2 separate regions of the Homo sapiens genome follow, and region 1 is linked to region 2. A link is a loop called in an ENCODE intact Hi-C map of the cell type or tissue named here. Cell type or tissue: heart left ventricle. All regions are shown on one strand.

Evidence for each region. Hi-C counts contacts between places; a loop is a spot of excess contacts. Peaks named below come from ENCODE experiments on the same cell type or tissue, not always from the same donor. Only the 100,000 strongest peaks of a DNase experiment are listed, where the experiment ranks them.
Region 1: a loop joins it to region 2, with 5 times the contacts of the local background. A loop is called at or near these places in 56 of 110 quality-filtered maps.

What each region holds. Positions count from the first base shown.
Region 1 is chr1:227,130,161-227,132,660 of GRCh38, reverse strand. All of the region lies in intron 10 of CDC42BPA (CDC42 binding protein kinase alpha), which reads left to right. Among named protein-coding and RNA genes, the nearest start is that of CDC42BPA, 190 kb to the left of the region's middle. In heart left ventricle, a CTCF peak has its summit at 1,243 (motif pointing left); no DNase peak of the experiment used is centred here.
Region 2 is chr1:227,446,417-227,448,916 of GRCh38, reverse strand. No RefSeq gene overlaps it. Among named protein-coding and RNA genes, the nearest start is that of LINC01641, 54 kb to the right of the region's middle. In heart left ventricle, a CTCF peak has its summit at 1,024 (motif pointing right); a DNase peak (open chromatin) is centred at 1,046; H3K4me3 peaks cover 619 bases; H3K27ac peaks cover 746 bases.

The DNA of each region.
Region 1 (2,500 bases), 320 kb after region 2:
CGGGCAGAGACGATCCTCACTTTCCAGACTGGGCAGCCAGGCAGAGGGGCTCCTCACATCCCAGACGATGGGCGGCCAGGCAGAGACGCTCCTCACTTCCCAGACGGGGTGGCAGCCAGGCAGAGGCTGCAATCTCGGCTCTTTGGGAGGCCAAGGCAGGCGGCTGGGAGGTAGATGTTGTAGCGAGCCGAGATCACGCCACTGCACTCCAGCCTGGGCACCATTGAGCACTGAGTGAACGAGACTCCGTCTGCAATCCCGGCACCTCGGGAGGCCGAGGCTGGCGGATCACTCGCGGTTAGGAGCTGGAGACCAGCCCGGCCAACACAGCGAAACCCCGTCTCCACCAAAAAAATACGAAAACCAGTCAGGTGTGGCGGCGCGCCTGAGGCACTCGGCAGGCTGAGGCAGGAGAATCAGGCAGGGAGGTTGCAGTGAGCCGAGATGGTAGCAGTACTCTCCAGCTTTGGCTCGGCATCAGAGGGAGACCGTGGAAAGAGAGGGAGAGGAAGACCGTGGGGAGAGGGAGAGGGAGAGGGAGAGGGTTGAATTTCTTAATTGGTGAACCACAAGCATTTGGGGTGAGGTAATTTTTTCACATGAGAGAGAGTTTCACACTCTGAGATATTGAACATTCTGAGTTTCCAGATGTTAAATGCTTGTAGCAGTCTCCTCATGTGCTGTGTCAACAACTGACTCCCGTTCTCCTGTCCCCTTACATAAGGTGATGGTACCACCTGCAGTAGAGAACCACTAGTTTAGGATGTGGCCAGTTAATCTGATGGTTATGCTGGAGAGAAGTCTATCAGCTAGATTGTTTTGGGCTGCAGATGTGAGAATTCTTAAATAATATGGATTTATTTTCTCACTTAAGTCAGAAGTAAATGGTTTCAGTGCCAATTTTAGGGTAGCTTCCCTATTAATTTCTTGGCTTTCCTTACATGATTCCACAATATTGTAAGCCTCAACTTTCAGATGTAAACTTTGGAAGGTAAGACCTCCCTTCATACACCAGATTCAGTTCTTCATATATCATCTGACAGACATACCAGGCATTTCATTTATCACACGGTGATGTTCCCTGCTAGGACAAAAAGGAGCTAAGTAGATTCATTGGCAGAGTACACCAAGAATTCCATCTTCATATCTGCACATATCCAGAGACCCAGAAAGTGGAAAGATTCATTTAGTTTCATACATCTTTCATTTAATGGGAGATTAAAACCTCTCCCTGAAGCCCCCTAGTGGACTTCTTCTCAAGGTACCATTTAAGTTCTAACTAGGTCACATACCTAATTCTTGACCAACACTTGCAATGTAGAATGGAATTATTATGATTAACTTAAACCAGCCAGTTTTGACTGGGCCCACCTTACATGTGCACACTGTAGCCTGATAATTGAATTTGGTTCACAAGACAGAAGAGATGAATAGATGTCGGGTAAAAACAAGCAGTATCTGCCGTAGGGGATTTATGTGCCTCAGAAGTCAGTGTTAGATGGATTATCTATTTTGATGTTAAAGTTACTAAGAATAATAAGAAGAGTAGTAATGGAAAGAACAGCAGAGAACAACATGTAAAATCCTTATTTAAAAAAGAGTAAGATAGGGAAGACAAGTGGATAACCACATAAGCAGGAAATGGTCATTTCAGTAGACCTAGGAATTTTGAGGAAAGAGGTGGCAATAATGAGCGAGGATGCCTGCCCCACCTTCATACCTGTGGTAGGTGGGGTACAGGAGGAAAAGTAGCTCCTATTAATGTCCATTTGGTATTCTTTGGTCTTTTGTTTGTTTGTTTTTTTTTGAGACAGAGTCTCGATCTATCACCCAGGCTGGGTGTAGTGGCATGATCTCAGCTCACTGCAACCTCTGCCTCCCAGGTTCAAGCGTTTCTCCTGCCTCAGCCTCCCGAGTAGCTGGTATTACAGGCATGCACCACCATGCGTGGCTAATTTTTGTATTTTTAGTAGAGACGGGGTTTCACCATGTTGGCCAGGCTGATCTCAAACTCCCAACCTCAGGTGATTCATCTGCCTTGGCCTCCCAAAGCGCTGGGATTACAGGCATGAGCCACCGCACCTACACCTCCCCTGCATTGGGTATTTTTATGTCTCCCCATTTTCTACCCCCAATTTAGATGTCTTAAAAAATAAAAACAATGGATGTTCTTTTCAAAATAATAAATACGGAAAGGACCAGTTTTTAGTATGTTTTGAACCCAAAGAGAAAGAAATGTATAAGAAATACTTATAGGATGCAGAAAATCAACATCAGATGCACAATCTAGTATATCTTATACCTTTAATTCAAATTAACAAATATTTATTGACTGCCAAACATATAGGGATTATGGTTTACACACACACACACGTACATATGCACACACAAAGTAATCAGTAATGATTTGCACTAACTCATAAAGAATTATGGTAAGGGAGAGACTTATTATGTGAGAATCCCTCCATAAATAGCAGAATACCTATTTTAGAACAAAGGG
Region 2 (2,500 bases):
CTAGTGATACAGTCCAGGAAGGCTCAAGAGGAGATGCCACTGTGGTTAAAGCATCCCATAAAAGTGGCTGGGAAATCCTGGTCCTGTTCTACTTCTGTGGTGGAAACTTTACTTCTACACCCACTCAGCAAACCAGATTGTTCTCCTCTTGCTTGTAAGAAGTCCACAGGTCCTTTCAAATTTATTCCACAAATACTTCTTCAGCATCTACCATATGTCAGGTACCATGCTAGGTACTAGTGATATTGCATCTACAGCTTCGGGGGAAGGAGACATTAATTAAACTAATGCACACAGATGTAATTAAACTGTGATGTTTGCTATGAGGGAAGAGCATGAGAAGTTTTAGAATAGATGACTGGAGGATCTGTTACCTGCAGGTCAGGGAAGCTTTCCCTGAAGAACTGATGCTGAGCCGCTATCCAAGGGTCAATAGAATGAAATGAATAGGGGGGAGATAAGGAAGAGTATGCTTGGTAGAAGGAGCTGTGAAGAAGCAAAGTCCCGAAGGCGAGAAGAGCTTGTGGTGTTTGGAGTACGGAAAGACCTGGGTGCTGATGTGAGAGAGGGTCGGGGAGAAGGGCTCTGGATGAAGGACCTGCTGGACCTGGCGGGGCTGGGACTGTGGTGGGGATTTAAGCTAAATGGATTTAAGCAGGCTGCTAAGTGGAGAATGGATTGAGGGAGGAGAAAGCATTCAGAGAGGAGACAGAGGAGTGGTTTGGACCTGGAGAAAGGGAAGTGGATGGATCTAAGGGACGTGCTGGATTTGGAATTGAGAGGACTTGATAATGGATTGGAGGCCGAGGATTCCCGGGATTCTGACTTGCACACTTCTCTCTTTCGCATTTACAACAACGACCCGTTACAGACACCTCCCGTCCCGAGTGTAGCCTCATTATGGTCGGGGACGTTGTCTAGTCCTCTCTGTTCTAGGTGCACAGTAAATGAATCCATCCTCGGTGCATGAACAGCTGCTCTCCTCCACCCGGGAGAAGGCCTGCAGGTCTCACATCCCCCGGGAGGTGGCAGAGCAGGAAAACCAGCCGTCCAGTGGCCGGAACCCCGCTTCCTGCCGCGGGCGACTTTGACTCCCTGGGGAAATTTTTCCCACATTCCAAATTCCCAGAAAACAGCTCTTTCCCCAGCCTTTTGGAACTGCTTCAGTGGAGGGTGTGACATGACCAGGGAACTTCTCTTGGGGCCGAGGCCTGAACTGACTGAGTCATTTTGCGGCGAGGGCCTCTTTCTTTTCGACGGCGACAGTTCTGCAGGAGCTTCCGTGTCGCATGGCCGGCCTTTCGCAGGGCGCCGCGCGGAGCCGACAGGGCCACCGGGGCCTTTCTCCCTGCTCTGTGGCTGCAGCCCAGGCACCAAAGAGACAGAGAGCCTAAGGGAGCCCTTCCCAGTCAAGTCCCGGGGAGGTTGCGGGGAGCCCAGAGAATGCCTCACCAGTAATCAAAAAATAGGTTTAGACGTGGGAAAGCTGGGTTAGAATATGAGAAAGAGACGGGCATGGCCCGGGAGGGGGAGACCGGTTCTGAAAGGCCAGGGGCAACAGGCTCAAAATACCTCTGGAGGATGTAGGTAAAGGACTGGGATTTACCGGCTGGGCGCTGTGGCTCACGCCTGTAATCCTAACACTTTGGGAGGCCGAGGTGGGCAGATCACTTGAGGTCAGGAGTTTGAGACCAGCCTGGCAACATGGTGAAACCTCCTTTTTATTAAAAATACAAAAATTAGCCGGGCGCCTGTAATCCCAGCTACTCGGGAGGCTGGGGCAAGAGAATAGCTTAAACCCGGGAGTCACGGGTTGCAGTGAGCCGAGATCGCACCACTGCACTCCAGCCTGGGCTTAAGTGAGACTCCGTCTAAAAAAAAAAAAAAAAAAGACTGGAATTTACCAAGGAAATACAGCTCTCTGAGTGAGGAAAGAGCAAACAGAAGGCTGGGGGCAGATGAAAGAATAGAGAACAAGGACCGAGTGAGGAACACAGAAAGCTGAAGGGCGCGTAAGGGGACACATTGCCATGAGGAGCGGAAATCAGAATCCAGAGTCATCTCACCTAATGTTGGTGATATGGTTTGGCTGTGTCCCCACCCAAATCTCATCTTGAATTGTAGCTCCCATAATTCCCACGTGTTGTGGGAGAGACCCAGTGGAAGATAAGTGAATCATGGTGGTGGATCTTTCCGGTGCTATTCTCGTCATAGTGAATAAGTCTCACGAGATCTGATGGTTTTATAAAGGGAAGTTTCCCTACAGAAGCTCTCTTCTCTTGTCTGCCACCATGTGAGACCTGCCTTTCACCTTCCCTCATGATTGTGAGGCCTCCCCAGCCATGTGGAACTGTGAGTCCATTAATCTTCTTTCGTTTGTAAATTGCCCAATCTCTTTTCTTCCTCACCCCTCCTGCTTCTACTCCTTCTACTTTCTGGCCTCTTGCTCATTAAAGAGTAGGAAGAACTAGTGGTTCCCAGTTTCAGGAACTTCAGTACA